2 separate regions of the Homo sapiens genome follow, and region 1 is linked to region 2. The links are chromatin loops, found by intact Hi-C in ENCODE. Cell type or tissue: K562. All regions are shown on one strand. Each heading gives the region's core, and the rest is flanking DNA. Links, peaks and the distances in the headings are about the cores only.

Region 1 (8,392 bases), core at 1,656-6,655, 55 kb before region 2:
GGCCTCCCAAAGTGCTGGGATTACAGGCATGAGCCACTGTGCCCGGCCGCCTTTTTTTTTATTAATAAGAGATGGAGTTTTGCTTAATTGCCCAGGCTGGTGTGCAGTGGTCTGATCATGGCTCACTGCAGCCTTGAACTCCTGGACTAAAGCAATCTTCCTGTTCCAGCCTCCCCAGTACCTAGGACTACAAGCATGTGCCACCACGCAGGGTGATTTTTAAAAATCTTTTTGGGCCGGGCGCGGTGGCTCATGCCTGTAATCACAGCACTTTGGGAGGCCGAGATGGGCAGATCACGAGGTCAGGAGATCGAGACCATCCTGGCTAACACGGTGAAACCCCATCTCTACTAAAAATACAAAAACTTAGCTGGGCATGGTGGCACACGCATGTAGTCTCAGCTACTCAGGAGGCTGAGGCAGGAGAATTGTTTGAACCCAGGAGTCGGAGGTTGCAGCGAGCCAAGATGGCGCCATTGCACTCCAGCCTGGGCAACAGAGTGAGACTCCATCTTAAAAAAAAAAACAAAAAAAACTGTAGATATGTGGTCTTGCCATATTGGCCAGGCTGGTCTCAAAATCTTGATTGCCCAGGATGCCAAAAATCTTGTTATTTTCTAGAATCTAATATGAGAACCATTGAATAATTACAACATATTTGCAACAATGATAATTTTCTATTACCTTATATTCAATATTTGATTTGTATAATTTTTACAGAATGATTTAATGCTTGTCATAATTGTTATTCTTTAAAAAAATTTTTTTGTAGAGCTCTTACTATGTTGCTGAGGCTGGTCTGGAACTCCTGGCCTCAAGTGATCCTCCTGCCTCACCCTTCCAAAATGTTGGGATTATAGATGTGAGCCAGTTCTATGCCCAGGTATGCCCAGTCTTATAATTGTTATTCCCCAGAAATAATAAACTAACTTATATAATGTCTTACTGGAGGATGGAGCAACTTTTTGTAATTCTCTAAAACAGGGATCAGCAAGTACAGGCCACAAGCTAAATTCTCAGCTTGCTTCCTGTTTTCTTTTCTTTCTTTCTTCTTCTTTTTTTAATAGGCTTTATTTATTTATTTATTTATTTATTGAGATGGAGTCTCACTCTGTCGCCCAGGTTGGGGTGCAGTGGCATGATCTCGGCTCACTGCAGTCTCTGCCTCCTGGGTTCAAGCGCCCGGCTAATTTTTGTATTTTTAGTAGAGACGGGTTTTCACCATGTTGGCCAGGCTGGTCCTGAACTCCTGACCTCAAGTGGTCTGCCCGCCTCGGCCTCTCAAAGTGCCGGGATTACAGGCATGAGCCACCATGCCCGGCCTATTTATTTTTTGAGATGGAGTATTGCTCTCGTTGCCCAGGCTGGAGTGCAATGGTGCAATCTCGGCTCACTGCAACCTCTGCCTCCTGGGTTCAAGCAATTCTCTTGCCTCAGCCTCCTGAGTAGCTGGGATTACAGGCGTATGCCACCGTGCCTGACTAATTTTGTATTTTTTTTTTAATAGAGATGGGGTTTCACCATGTTGGCCAGGCTGGTCTCAAACTCCTGACCTCAGGTGATCCCCCCCCCAACCTTGGCCTCCCAAGTGCTGGGATTACAGGCGTGAACTACCGCACCTGGAAGACAGGCTTTATTTTTTAAGATCAGTTTTAGGTTTGTGGCAAAATTGAGCAGAAGATACCATATTTCCTGTATACTTCCTACCCCTATACATGAATAGCCTCCTCCGTTTTCAATATATCCCCCATCAGAGTGGTACATTTGTGACAACTGATGAATCTACATTGACACGTCATTACCACCTGACTCCCTGTTTTTGTAGGACCCCTGCAAGCCAAGAATGATTGTAACATTTTTAAAGGTGGGGAAAAAACTTTAAGAGTACTATTTCTTGACATTTTTCTGCAAATGATATGAAATTCAAATTTCAGTGTCCATAAATAAAGTTTTGTTGGAACACAGTCAGACCCAGTTGATTAAGTAGTGCCTGTGGCTCCTTTTGTGCCCCACAGCTGAGTTGAGTAGGTACCACCATGACCATATGGCCTACAAAGCCTTTGGGAGGCCGAAGTAGGCAGACCAGTTGAGGCCAGGAGTTCGAGACCAGCCTGGCCAACATGGTGGCCATGCTCTCCAGCCTGTGTGACAGAGGCTGGATCATAGTTCACTGCAACCTTGAACTCCCACCTTGATCCTCCCACCTCAGTCTCCCACGTAGCTGGGACCAGGCACACGCCACAGTGCCCAGACAATTTTTTTTTTTATTTTTTGAGATGGAGTTTCGTTCTTGTTGCCCAGGCTGGAGTGCAATGGTGCGATCTCGGCTCACTGCAACCTCCGCCTCCCAGGTTCAAGCGATTCTCCTGCCTCAGCCTCCCGAGTAGCTAGGATTACAGGCACGCTCCACCACGCCCAGCTAATTTTGTATTTTTAGTAGAGATGAAGTTTCTCCATGTTGGTCAGGCTGGTCTCGAACTCCTGACCTCAGGTGATCCGCCCTCCTCAGCCTCCCAAAGTACTGGGATTACAGGTGTGAGCCACTGTGCCAGCCAATTTTTTTATTTTTTGTAGAGACTGGATCTCACTTTGTTCCCCAGGCTGGTCTTGAACTCCAAGGCTTAAGTGATCCTCCTGCCTTGGCCTCACAAAATGCTGGGATTATAGGAGAGAGCCACTACACGCAGCTATGTGTTCCTGAATTTGCCAACCTCTCCCTTTGACTCTCAGGACCCAAATTCTTGGCTCTCCAATCAGGTATGTCCTCTTCCCATTCCTGCACCCCTGCCCTTGCCATTCTGGTAAATAGAAATAGGTCACGTTCTACTGAGAGGCCTCTGGAGAGTGGCAAGGCCTGCCCTACTCCCTGCCTTCCCCACAGGCTTAACTGAAGGGACCCATGATAAACCCCCAAGGGCCAAGATTTCCTCACAATTTACTTTCCATAGTCTGCATTAAGAACAAAGTTAGAGTTTTGTTTTGCATTTTCCAAAGAAAAATGCTGTTGTAATATGTAATATTCTTTTACAAATTGTTCACTCATGCGGGGAATACTGCTACACGCCCTTCCTTTCTCTCCCTTTTTCCTCCTCCCTTCCCCTGCTTTCCTTGGGCACATTTCTTGTATCTTACTTTCCCCAGGTCAGAAGCAGGCTGTTGGAGGGCCCAGTTGGCAACTTCTCCACCTGAGAGGCCCCAGAGCCTGCCCAGGGTGGACAGCAGTTAATGTTTAATGAGTGAGTGAATGAATACATTTTAAAAGGTATGAAGGCCAGGCCTGGTGCCTCACGCCTGTAATCCTAGCACTTCAGGAGGCCCAGGTGGGCAGATCACTTGAGCCTAGGAGTTCGAGACCAGCCTGGGCAGCAATAGGGAGTCCCCTGACTCTACAGATAATTTTTTTTTTGAGACGGATTCTTGCACTGTTGCCTGGGCTGGAGTGCAATGGCATGATCTCAGCTCACTGCAAACTCTGCCTCCCGGGTTCAAGTGATTCTCCTGCCTCAGCCTCCTGAGTAGCTGGGATTACAGGTGCACACCACCACACCTGGCTAATTTTTTTTTTTTTTTTTTTAAGACAGAGTCTCACTCTGTCGCCCAGGCTGGAGTCCAGTGGCACGATCTCGGCTCACTGCAAGCGTTGCCTCCCGACATCCGGCTAATTTTTTTTGCATTTTTAGTAGACACAGGGATTTACTATGTTGGCCAGACTGGTCTCAAACTCCTGACCTCATGATCCACCTGCCTCGGCCTCCCAAAGTGCTGGGATTACAGGCGTGAGCCACCGCACCTGGCCCAGATAATAAAAATTAGCCGGATATAGTGGCACATACCTCTAGTCCTAGCTACTTGGGAGGCTGAGGCAGGAGGATTGCTTGAGCCTCGGAAGTTGAGGCTGCAGTGAGCCATGATTGTGCCACTATACTCCAGCCTGGGTGACAGAGCAAGACCATGTTTCAGAAAAAAAAGGAAAAAGATAAAAAATATAAAGGAAATTGGGGAACTATGCTGTCTCCCCGGGGACCTTTCTGCTGAGTCAAGGTGGCCTCTCTGGGCAGTAGGATGAAGCCCGACTCTCTGGTCAACTCATTGTTCACGAAGTCCTTTCCCACAGCAGCTGAGGGACAAAGTCACAGTCCCTGCCCAGTCCTCTGCACCAGCCACCCCTCTGGTTTAACCTGTCCCAGGTCTTCCCCCTTGACTACACCCTCTAAATCCTAGAGTGGGGAGAGAATGAAGATGTGAGGTGACAGATGAGGTCTCTTCCCCAGCCAGAGGGTGCAGAAAGCCCCAACATAACACATGTCCTGAAACCCAAAGAGAAGACAGAAATTGTCAGCAAAGGTTAGCTAGCTCCTGAGGTCATAAGCAACCTTATTTTTATTTTGTGTTCCCAAATGTGTTGTCTGGAACATGTATACATATTACGTATTAAAGCAAAAGCAAAATCAGAATAAATATTGTCTTCCAAGTTGTCTTTGTGTGTGTTTTGGTTTTGTGGTTTATTCCTCTTTCTTTTCAGTTGGATAGAAGCCAGGCTCCTTTCTCCCAGCACACGCACAGACTCAGCACACACAGAAACCCCAGGAATTAAATGACTCTCCAAAATGATAAGTAGGAAGAAGGGGGTGGGGTAGAGAGGGAGGAAGGGGGAGAGAGGAGGCCTTTTCCCCTGACCTGGGGAGGAGCCCTAGTCCAGGAGAGGTCAGGGTGTGCAAAGGCCTCTGGGTAGGAATAGGAACAGGGCCATTGGCCAAGTGCCCTCTGCTCTGTTACTCCCAGAGCCGGCTCCTACCCTCAGGCCTGGGAGCCCGCCGTCTGCTAGTAAGGGGCTTCAGGAGTTGGGGGAGTGCAGATGAGGAGTAGCTCTCTTTTTCTCACATTCCCTCTTAAACCTCAGTTTTTTTGTTTTTTTTTTTTAAAGAAATGATTCTAAAATTAGCCAGGTGTGGTGGCATGCGCCTGTAATCCCAAATGTGTTTCTACTTGGGAGGCTGAGGTGGGAGAATTGCTTGAGCCTGGGAGGTTCAGGCTGCAGTGAGCTGAGATCAGGCCACTGCACTCCAGCTGGGGAGACAGAGGGAGACCCTGTCTCAAAAAAAAAAAAAAGAAATAATTTTTGTCCTTTTTCTATAAGCATCTTTTAAAACTTTTTTCCAGGCAGGGAGCGGTGTCTCACGCCTATAATCTCAGCACTTTGGGAGGCCGAGGTGGGCGGATAACCTGAGGTTAGGAGTTCGAGACCAGCCTGACCAACATGGAGAAACCCCATCTCTACTAAAAATACAAAATTAGCTGGGCATGGTGGCGGGTGCCTGTAATCCCAGCTACTTGGGAGGCTGAGGCAGGAGAATCTCTTGAACCCGGGAGGTGAGCCGAGATTGCGCTATTGCACTCCAGCCTGGGCAACAAGAGCGAAACTGTCTAAAAAAGAAAAAAGGCAGCATTTTGGGAGGTGGAGGTGAGAGGACAGGAGTTTGAGACCAGCCTGGCCAATGTGATGAAACCCCATCTCTATTAAAAACACAAAAATTAGCCGGGTGTGGTGGTGCACACCTGTAATCCCAGCTACTCGGGAGGCTGAGGCAGGAGAATTGCTTGAACCTGGGAGGCGGAGGTTGCAGTGAGCTGAGATCATGCCACTGCACTCCAGCCTGGTGCCAGAGCAAGACCCTGTATCAAAAAAAAAAAAAAAAAAGAACTTTAAAATAAATAAATAAATAAATAAATAAATAAATAAATAAATAAATGATTTGCACAGCAACTTTGTGAACAGAGCCCCCTTCCCTTTCATTTTCTGCCTGACTACCCACAACAGAGTCCCGGGTGGGGGTGGGAGGGTCAGGGATGGGCTGTGGCGTCTGCATGCAGGCTTGCCTCCACTGGCCTGAATCTCAGCAGGAAGAAGCAGCTCTTCCCTCAGGCCAAGCAGGAAATGATTCTCCCACAAAACACCTGACCCTGAGACCTTCCCAGGGAGTTGCACAAATTCGTTTTATAACCAGCAAAGCAATTCTGAGGGTTTTAGAGTGGGAAGGGCTTGCTCCTAGTTCTCCTAAGACTGTCTACTGTTTAATTACGAAAGCCACTGTTGTGCTCAACAGCTGAGGAAACACAGGAAGGATCAAGAAGTGAACTTTCCCTGACTCCACCTCCCCATACTGCCTCAGAGACCCAGGAACAGGCTGTCCCCCAGAAAGGGATGCCTGGGAGGACTGAGCAGGCACTGACCGCTCATGCTAGGGAACCAGGCCAGTGAATGCAGCTTTGAATCTACGCTGGATCACCTCCATGTCCTCATCTGTAAAATCATGCCAGGCACGTCACATGCTTGGTACACATTCATTCATTGCATTTGGGCCACAACCCTATGAGGGAGGTGTTATTATCATCTTTGTTTTACCGAGAAACCTAAGGCACAGAGAGGGTAAGAATGTTACTGGGCCAGGTGCAGTGGTTCATGCCTGTAATCCCAGCACTTTGGGAGGCTGAGGCTGAGCCTGGAGTATCGCTTGAGCCCAGGAGTTCAAGACCAGCTTGGGCAACATAGTGAGACCCCCATTTCTACAAAAAGTAGAAAAATTAGCTGGGCTGTTGCACGAGACTGTGGTCCCAGCCACTTGGGAGGCTGAACAGGAGGATGAGGATCACTTGAGCCCAGGAGGTAGAGGCTGCAGGGAGCCATGATGGTGCCACTGCACTCCAGCCCCAGTGAGAGTGAGACCATGTCTCAAAAAAAAAAAAAAGTTACTAAGGCCATATATCTTGTGCATGTATACCTGAAATTTGAGACCAGGCAACCGGGTACCACTAGGCTGTACTGCTCCTATGAGGAGCACACACTTACCTGTACCTGTCTCAGAGAATCTCTTCGAATTAAAGGAGATAATGCACGTAAGGTGCTCTGAACAGAGTCTGGGACTTAGTACTCTCAGTAAACACAAGTCCAACATCATCATCATCATCAATAGTCTTACCTATTCAGAATTCTTTATTATTATTATTGTTATAGAAAGGGTCTCACTGTGTCACCCAGGCTGGAGTGCAGTGGCATGTTCATAGCTCACTGCAGCCTCAAACTCCTGGGCTCAAGCTATCCTCCCATCCCAGCCTCCCAAAGTGCTAGGATTACACCAAACCTGGCCCAGTCAGAATTCTGAAGCAGTCGCACTCCTGGTCCTGGCTGCACAAACATGGTGGAAACTTATATGCTTAAAAAAAAAATTGTACTGGGGCCGGGCACGGTGGCTCATGCCTATAATCCCAGCACTTTGGGAGGCCGAGGCAGGCAGATCACGAGGTCAAGAGTTCGAGACCAGCTTGGCCAACATGGCGAAACCCTGTGTCTACTAAAAATACAAAATTTAGCCTGGCATGGTGGTGGGCACCTGTAATCCCAGCTACTCAGGAGGCTGAGGCAGGAGAATCGCTTGAACCCGGGAGACAGAAGTTGCAGTGAGCCAAGATCACACCACTGTACTCTAGCCTGGGCGACAGAGTGAGACTCCGTCTCAAAAAAAACAAAACAAAACAAAAAAACCAAATTGCTTTTAGTGGTTATTGCCAAGCAGGGTTGTAGGGGAAACTCATTTTCATAGACCTCTATAATCATAACTATTTTATATAGTAATCATGTATTATTTTGTAATTAGAAAAATATGCATAGATAGGCCAGGTGCAGTGGCTCATGCCTATAATCCTAGCATTTAGGCCGAGGCAGGCAGATCACTTCAGGTCAGGAAGTCGAGACCAGCCTGGCCAAAATGGTGAAACCCCTTCTCTACTAAAAATACAAAAATTAGCAGGGTGTGATGGCATGCGCCTGTAATCCCAGCTACTCAGGAGGCTGAGGCAGGAGAATCACTTGAACCCAGGAGGCGGAGGTTGCAGCGAGATCGCACCATTGCACTCCAGCCTAGGAGACAGAGTGAGACTCCATCTAAAAAAGAAAAAAGAAAGAAAAAGAAAAAATAATAATATGCATAGATGAAGACATAATATATAAATGCCAAGTGCATGTACTGAGCACTCAGTTCACTTGTTTGTGTATGTTTCTTTCTTTTCTTTTCTTTTTTTTTTTTTTTTTGAGACAGTCTCTCTCTGTCACCCAGGCTGGAGTGCAGTGGCAAGATCTCAGCTTACTGCAACCTCCGCCTCCCAGGTTCAAACAGTTCTTCTGCCTCAGCCTCCCTCATAGCTGGAATCACAGGTGCCCGCCACCTTGCTCAGTTTTTTTTTGTATTTTTAATAGAGATGAGGTTTTACCATGTTGGCCAGGCTGGTCTCGAACTCCTGACCTCAGGTGATCTGCCCAGCTTGGCCTCCCAAGCTGCTGGGGTTACAGGCGTGAGCCACCGCACCCAGCCCCTCTGTTTGCTTTTTTTTCTTTTTT
Region 2 (8,392 bases), core at 2,052-7,051:
AGATAGGGTCTCTCTCTTTTGCCCAGGCTAGAGTGCAGTGGCATGATCTCGGCTCACTGCAACCTCCGTCTCCTGGGTTCAAGTGATTCTCCTGCCTCAGCCTCCCGAGTGGCTGGGATTGCAGGCGTCTGCCACCATGCCCAGCTAATTTTTTTTTTTCAGTAGAGACGGGTTTTTGCCATGTTGGCCAGGCTGGTTTGGAACTCCTGACCTCAGGTGATTTGCCCGTCTTGGCCTCTGAAAGTGCTGGGATTACAGGCGTGAGCCACTGCTCCTGGGCTGATGTCTTTTTTAAAGTAAAAATAAGAAGCTGTACTGACTTTTCACTTGGCTATTCTGGTTTTAAAGGATGAGCTACAAGCTATGTGTTTTCCTGTATTGATATGTCACTGAAATACTTTTTGACCAGTGCAGTAGTTCACACCTGTAATCCCAGCACTTCGAGAGGCAGAGATAGGAGAGTTGAAGACCAACCTGAATAATGTATCAAGTCCCTATCTCTACAAAAAAATTTTTAAAAATTAGCTGAGCATGGTGACACGTACCCATGGTCTCAGCCACTCAGGAGGCTGAGGCAGTAGAATCCCTTGAGCCTAAGAGGTTGAGGTTGCAGTAGTGAGCAATGACTGTGTCACTGCACTCCAGCCTGAGTGACAAAGCAAGACTTGGTCGCAAAAAAAATTTAATCAGATCATTGACTCTTCTGCTCAAATTCTTCTAATAGCTTCTCAAGGTAAACTCCAGGCTGGGTGCCGTGGCTCACTCCTGTAATCCCAGCACTTTGGGAGGCCAAGGCAGGTGGATCACTTGAGGTCAGGAGTTTGAGACCAGCCTGGCCAACATGGTGAAACCCTGTCTCTACTAAAAATATAAAAATTAGCCGGGCGTGGTGGCAGGCACCTGTAATCCTAGCTGCTCGGGCTCAATTGCTTGAGCCCAGGTTGCAGTGAGCTTGCAACTTTGCTTGCAAGTGAGCTACAAGGTGAAGGTTGCTGTGAGCTGAGATCGCGTCACTGCACTCCAGCCTGGGTGACAGAGCAAGACTCTGTCTCAAAAAAAAAAAAAAAAAAAGGTAAACTCCAAATCCTTCCCATGATCCTTGAGGATCTTCCTTGAGGCCCCTCAAAATCTGGCCTCTCTAGGATTTTAAGACCAGTCTGGCCACCATGGCAAAACCCCGTTTCTACTAAAAATACAAAAACTACCTGGGCATGGTGGCACATGCCTGTAATCCCAGCTACTCGGGAGACTGAGGCAGGAGAAACGCTTGAACCCAGGAGGCGGAGGTTGCAGTGAGCTGAGATCGCGCCACTGCAAGCCAGCGTGGGGAACAGAGCAAGACTCTGTCTGAAAAAAAAAAAAGATCTGGCCTCTGCCTGCCCCTGAACTCATCCTCTCATCCTCTACCTCTCTCCTTTTTCCCTGTACTGCAGTGGCCTTCTTCCTGTTCTTCCTAATACCAGGGATGTTCCCTCCATCACTTCATTAATAGCTCGATTCCCCTTGACCTCATTTCTCCTAGTCTTTCATCACCACAATTGCAAGTCCTGCAGGAAAAAGAGCTTTCTTGCCCAACAAGACAGGGCTGGCTTTCATTGGCCCAAATTGGGTGGGCACATCCCTGAACCAATCACAGTTGTCAAGGGGCTGAGATGCTCTGATTAGTTGGGGTTGAGTCACATGCCCTGAAGCTGATGGAGGTGTGGACTGAGTGGAGGAGGACAATTTCCCAGAGAAAAATTCGTGTCCTGTTACTAGAAGGGTGAAGTAATGCTGGGCAGCAGAAGTAACAGATGTTTATTTTCAAAGTTTGCATAGCACTTAACATATAGATGTTGTTTTCAAAAAGCCAGCTTGCACTGCATGCAGGAACACCCCGAGAGCTCCTTCATCAACATTCATTCATTTTACAACTTTGTATTTTTTTTTTTTTGAAACAGAGTCTTGCTCTGTCGCCAGGCTGGAGTGCAGTGGCACGATCTCAGCTCACCACAACCTCTGACTCCCTAGTTCAAGCGATCCTCCTGCCTCAGCCTCCGGAGTAGCTGGGATTACAGGCACACACCACCACGCCCAGCTAATTTTTGTATTTTTAGTAGAGATGGGGTTTCATAATGTTGGCCAGGCTCATCTCAATCTCCTGACCTCGTGATCCACCCACCTCGGCCTCCTAAAGTGCTGGGATTACAGGTGTGAGCCACCGCACCCGGCCACAACTTTGTATTGATATCACTCAGTTCCATACTTAGTCCCAAAGGAATCTGCTACTCTCTTGAATCAAAATGTGATAATGTAATAGATTATGCGACTTGTCTAGAAGAATAGTGCTGGGCATTCATTCACCAATATTTATTAGGCTTTTACTAGCTTTAGAAAGGAGCTGAGATGACAGCTATCATCACCATAGGCAGTCCCTCTCCTCCTGGGGCTTATATTCTAGTGGAAAAAAGACAGATAGTCAAAAAGAAATGTCAGTGTAAATGGAGACACAAGCCACTCATGAAACATACTTTTCAGGGAGAAAAATTAAACAGACTAATAGGCTTTTGTACCTTTAGAACTGAATACTTGTATTACTCATTTTTAAAAAGTAATGTCATAATGAGATACACTACACCCATTCCAATGGCTAAAAGTAAAATGTTTGGCAATGTCAAATGCTCAAGAGGATGTGGAGCAACTGGAATGCTTATAACTGCTGGTGAGAATGGAAAATGGGGCTGGGCAAAGAGTCTCAAGCTAGTAATCCCAGTACTTTGGGAGGCTGAGGCGGGAGGATGGCTTGAGCACGGGAGGTCGAGGCTGCTGAGCTATGATCACTATGATCACACCACTGCACTCCAGCCTGGGTGACAGAGTGAGGCCTTGTCTCAAAAAAAAAAAAAAAAAACAAAAAAAAAAAACCGCATGTAAAGAATGGAATGTAAAAGGATATAACTATATAACTTGAGAGGACTGTTTGGCAGTTTCTTTTTTTCTTTCTTTTCTTTTTTTTTTTTTGTGAGACAGAGTCTTGCTCTGTCGTCCAGGCTGGAGTGCAATGGCCCAATCTCGGCTCATTGCAACCTCCGTCTCCTGGATTCAAGTGATTCTCCTGTCTCAGCCTCCTGAGTAGCTGGGATTAGAGGTACGCACCACCAGGCCCGGCTAATTTTTGTATTTTTAGTAAAGATGGGGTTTCGCCATGTTGGCCAGGCTGGTCTCAAAACTCCTGACCTCAGGTGATCTGCCCGCCTCGGCCTCCCGAAGTGCTGGGATTACAGGCGCGAGCCACCGCGCCCTGCCAAGTTGTGTGTATTTCGCTGAATGCAAATTAAGTCTCAATTAAAAAAAAAGTAACTGCAAATATTTTAATAGACGTTACAGCATGCTATGGAAATATGCCAGAGGGTGACTCCATGAGGGTGTGCCCCAGAAATCAGGGAAAGTCTTTACTAAGAAAGTGAGATTTCAAAGATTTGGGAGGACTACAAATTGCCCATACAAAGCGGGATGGGGGAGTAGGGTGAACTCAATACAAAAATGTTAGCTTCTTTCGGTGAAGGTCTTCCAAACGCAAGTATCTAACATTCACCTTATGCCTGCAGATACTCTACATTTGTGTTTTGGCATTTAATTTAATTTCACAGCGATCATTCGACGTCAGAATTTTGGTTCCCATTCTACAAGTGAGAAAATTGAGGTTCAGGGAGGTCAAAGGACCCGTTGAAGGCCATGAAGTAGGATGCGCCAGAAGCCAGGCTTGAGAGCTGCATACTCGGCGAGAGTTTCTCCAAGGCAAAGCCTGAAACAGGAACCACAGGCTCTCCAGGTGGGGAGGCTGGCGCTGAGGAATGTTCTCCTGAACAAAGGGCTCGGCTCGCGCGCCCGCACACCCGCCTCCCCCGGCGCCGGCCTTGGTCTCCAGAGACAGTGGGGTGGGGGGTGGAGACGCCCAGGTATGGCTCTCCTCCGTGGAATCAGCGATCCCAGGACCGAGGCCGGTTGACTCCGGAACAAAGAGAGTCCTTGGGGCGGGGGCGGGGGCGGGGCCCGATCCGGGGACCGGAGGGAGCGGGGGGGAGGGCGGGGCCGGAGTCGAGGGAGGGGCGGAGCCCGGGCCGGGGGACGAGGGCGGGGAGCGGCCGGGCCCTGGGCGGGGCAGGGCGAGGCTGGATCTTCGGAACGAGTCCGTGAAGGATCGGGCGCGGGCGCGGGCGCGGGGCCGGAGGTGGGGACGAGGGGAGTTGGGAAGGGGCTGGGGGTGTGGGGGTTGGGGGTGTGGGGGTCTGGCGGGACTTATCTGGGGGAGGCTAAAGTGGGTGCTGGAGGCGGGACCCGAGTCCCGGGAGAGGCGGGCGGGGAGTCGCCGCTAGAGCGGGGCCCTTTTGGGGGCTGGAGACCCGGAAGCTTAGAGGGCCCCCTGGCCCCGGAGAGGGGGAGGGCGCAGGGCAGGAATGGAGGCGAGGCCTGGCCTCAGGAGCCGGGGGCGGCGGGTTCAGGGCGCGATCCTCTCTGGGGGAATCCGCGGGTGGCCCGGGAGAGGCCGGGAGGGGGCGCAGAGGGCGGCGCCGGGGCCACGTGGAGTCTGCGCGCCCCACCCGCTTTGGGCCGCGCTCCACCCGCTTTGGGCCGCGCCCCACTATCCCTGAGCGCCGCACTGTTGGCCCCGCCACACGTCTGTCCTGAGAACCCGCAGGTCCCAGGCTGTGCGGCACCCCGCCGAGCCCTGGAGCAAGTCCTTCCCTGCGTGGGTCTTGTTTCCGCTTCTGTGAAATGACGATGGCCCTTCTTGTTTTGCAGGGCCCTGGGAGAGTGGGTTGAGAGAATGGAAGTGAAGAGGAAGGCTTCACCATCACCTTAACTAACATGTGTTTCCTACCGTTAAATAAACATTATAGGAGGCCACTGTTTTGGACTAAGTTTCTGCACCAGGCCCCAGCCGACCAGACTAAAAATCAAAAGAGTCACCCATGCTAAAGTTCCACATTACCAAATGGAAACTGAGTTGCCATCTAACCTGGGGAGAAATCAAGAGACAACAGCCAATTTCCCAAACAGGCCGGTTTAAATCCTCAATCAACATCACATTTCCCTGCTTTAATCCTACGCAAAAAAAGGCGGCTTGAAAGAACCTGATAGTAACCACTTGGTTATTATTCTATTGGTCTGTCCTGCCTTACAAGAAAAGTAAAAGTAACTTTGAAAAATAACTATATACTCTTTTTTTTTTTTTTGAGATAGAGTCTCGCTCTGTCGCCCAGACTGGAGTGCAGTGGTGCAATCTCGGCTCACTGCAACCTCTGCTTCCCGGGTTCAAGCGATTCTCCTGCCTCAGCCTCCCAAGTAAGTGGGATCACAGGCGCACACCACCATGCCCAGCTAATTTTTTTTTTTTTTTTAAGTAGAGACAGGGTTTCACCATTTTGGCCAGGCTGGTCTCGAACTCCTGAGCTCAAGTGGTCCACCGGCTTAGAACTCACAAGGTGCTAAGATTACGGGCATAACCCACTGTGTCTGGCCTTTTTTAAAAATTTTTCTTTTTTCTAAGGTACAGGGTCTAGCTTTGTCACCCAGGCTGGAGTGCAGTGGCATAGTGGCATAAACCCAGCTCACTGAAGCTTTGACTTCCTGGGCTCAAGCGATCCTCCTGCCTCAGCCTCCTGAGTACCTGGGACCACAGGTGGACACCTCCACGCTCTGCTTATTTTTAATTTTTTTTTTTTTATTTGAGATGGAGTCTTGCGCCATCTCGGCTCACTGCAACGTCCGCCTCCTGGGTTCAAGCAATTCTCCTGTCTCAGCCTCCCGAGTAGTTGGGATTACAGGCATATGCCACCACGCCTGGCTAATTTTTTTGTATTTTTAATAGAGACAGGGTTTTGCCATGTTGGCCAGGCTGGTCTCGAACTCCTGACCTCAAGTGATCGCCTGCCTTGGCCTCCCAAAGTGCTAGGATTACAAGTGTGAGCCACTGCACCTGGCCTTTTTTTTTTTTGAGATGGAGTCTCACTCTGTTGCCTAGGCTGGAGTTGGAGTGCAGTGGTGCTACCTAGCTCACTGCAACCTCTTGTCTCCCAGGTTCAAGCGATTCTTGTGCCTCATCCTCCTGAGTAGCTGGGATAACAGGCGTGCACCACATGCCCTGCTAATTTTTGTATTTTTAGTAGAGACACAGTCTCTTCATGTTGGCCAGGCTGGTCTCGAACTCCTGACCTCAAGTGATCCACCTGCCTCAGCCTCCCAAAGTGCTGGGATTACAAGCGTGAGCCACTGCACCTGGCCGTTAAAAAAAAAAAAAAAATTCCACCACACCCGGATAATTTTTGATTTTTTTTTTTTTGAGACAGAGTCTCGCTCTGTCCCCAGGCTGGAGTGCAGTGGTGCCATCTTGGCTCCCTGCAAGTTCCACCTCCCGGGTTCACGCCATTCTCCTGCCTCCGTCTCCCGAGTAGCTGGGACTACAGGTGCCTGCCACCACACCCAGCTAATTTTTTGTATTTTTAGTAGGGATGGGGTTTCACCATGTTAGCCAGGGTGGTCTTGATCTCCTGACCTCATGATCCACCCACCTCGGCCTCCCAAAGTGCTGGGATTACAGGTGTGAGCCACCATGCCTGGCCTAATTTTTGAATTTTTGGTAAAGACAGGGTTTCACCATCTTGGCCAGGCTGGTCTGGAACTCCTCACCTCAGGTGGTCCGCTCACCTCGGCCTCCAGGGAACCACCTCACCTGGCCCATTTTTTAAATTTTTGTAGAGACGGGGTATCACCATGTTGGCCAGGCTGGCCTGAAACTCCTGGCCCAAGGGATCCTCCCATCCCAGCCTCCTGAATCACTGGGATTACAGGTGTGATCCAGGGCTCTGGGCCTAATATACTCTTTATTCTTTGCCAATGCTTTCTTTAACCCTTCTGTGTCTATAAAGCCAAGCTCTTCTGCTCAGATCATTGACATACTTATTCTATTTTATAGAATGAGGTGCTGCCCAATTGTGGAATCGCAAATAAAGCCAACTGATATTTTTATACTAAATTTCTCATAATTTTGTCTTGGCCGGGTGCGGTGGCTCACGCCTGTAATCCCAACACTTTGGGAGGCGGATCACCTGAGGTCAGGAGTTCAAGACCAGCTTGGCCAACATGGTGAAACACCCACTCTGCTAGGTCATGTGCTGAGGAATACAGTGAACAAGTTACAGTTCCTACACAAATAAGCTTGCAGGCTGGTTGAAAGACTGAACAATTAACAATATGAATCGTTATTCAATTAAAATTGTGATATGTGGCTGGGCACGGTGGCTCATGCCTGTAATCCCAGCACTCTGGGAGGCAGAGGCGGGCAAATCACAAGGTCAGGAGCTTGAGACCAGCCTGGCCAACATGGCGAAACCCCGTCTCTACTAAAAAAATACAAAAAATTAGCTGGGCATAGTGGTGGGTGCCTGTAATCCCAGCTACTCGGGAGGCTGAGGCAGGAGAATCGCTTGAACCTGGGGGGCGGAGGTTGCAGTGAGCTGAGTTCGTGCCACTGCATTCCAGCCTGGGTGACAGAGTGAGACTCTGTCTAAAAAAAAATTATCATATGCACCTTAGTGGAGAAGTACAGGGAACTACAGGAGCAGTGTTTTCTGAGCAGCCAGTGCTTATTATTATGTGCCAGGTTCTATGCTAAACCATTTAAGATTTGGCTGTGGTCTCCAGTCCACCTAAGATCTAGATCAGACTTATTTCAAACATTGTATCAACCAGGATTCTAGCAGTTGCAAGTAACAGAAACATAACACAGGCCTGTTGTAGTAAATTTCCCTGTAATTCCAGGCTTTGGGAGGCCTACAGGGATAGCTTGAGCCCAGGAGTTTAAGAAGCAGCCTGGGCAACATAGCGAGACCCCTCATCTCTGCCAAAAAAAAAAAAAAGCCAGGGTGAGGGGTGACATTACATGCCTGTAGTCCCAGCTACTGGGAGGCTGAGGTGAGAGGATTGGAGCAGGGAGGGGAAGATTTACTGACAAACTCTGGAAGTATGTTTTTGTTTGTTTGTTTGTTTGTTTGTTTGAGACAGAGCCTCACTCTGTCACCCAGGCTGGAGTGCGGTGGCCCGATCTCGGCTCACTGCAAGCTCTGTCTCCCGGGTTCACACCATTCTCCTGCCTCAGCCTCCCGAGTAGCTGGGACTACAGGTGCCTGCCACCATGCCTGGCTAATGTTTTGTATTTTTAGTAGAGACGGGGTTTCACCATGTTAGCCAGGGGTCTCGATCTCCTGACCTCGTGATCCACCCATCTCGGCCTCCCAAAGTGCTGGGATTACAGACATGAGCCACCGTGCCTGGCCGGAAGTATGTTTTGAAGTATGTTAAGTATGGCTGGATCCCAGGGGCTCAAGAGAAGGTTTCACAGCTCCATGTCTCT

What was found. Peaks named below come from ENCODE experiments on the same cell type or tissue, not always from the same donor. Only the 100,000 strongest peaks of a DNase experiment are listed, where the experiment ranks them.
Region 1: a loop joins it to region 2, with 5 times the contacts of the local background. A loop is called at or near these places in 3 of 110 quality-filtered maps.

The regions. Positions count from the first base shown.
Region 1 is chr1:31,096,644-31,105,035 of GRCh38, forward strand. It overlaps LOC124904579 (UPF0764 protein C16orf89-like), which reads left to right and starts at 3,563. Exons shown (of 4, transcript XM_047439474.1): 1 at 3,563-3,639. The coding sequence starts at 3,563. In K562, for the core only: no CTCF peak of the experiment used is centred there; DNase peaks (open chromatin) are centred at 4,068 and 4,668.
Region 2 is chr1:31,150,943-31,159,334 of GRCh38, forward strand. LOC107984935 (a long non-coding RNA gene) reads left to right here and starts at 4,104. Exons shown (of 2, transcript XR_001737961.2): 1 at 4,104-4,210; 2 at 4,783-5,192. RefSeq lists enhancers at 2,697-3,334, 3,335-3,971, 4,609-5,244, 4,819-4,908 and a silencer at 4,059-4,648. In K562, for the core only: a CTCF peak has its summit at 4,505 (motif pointing right); DNase peaks (open chromatin) are centred at 4,079 and 4,579; H3K4me3 peaks cover 1,530 bases.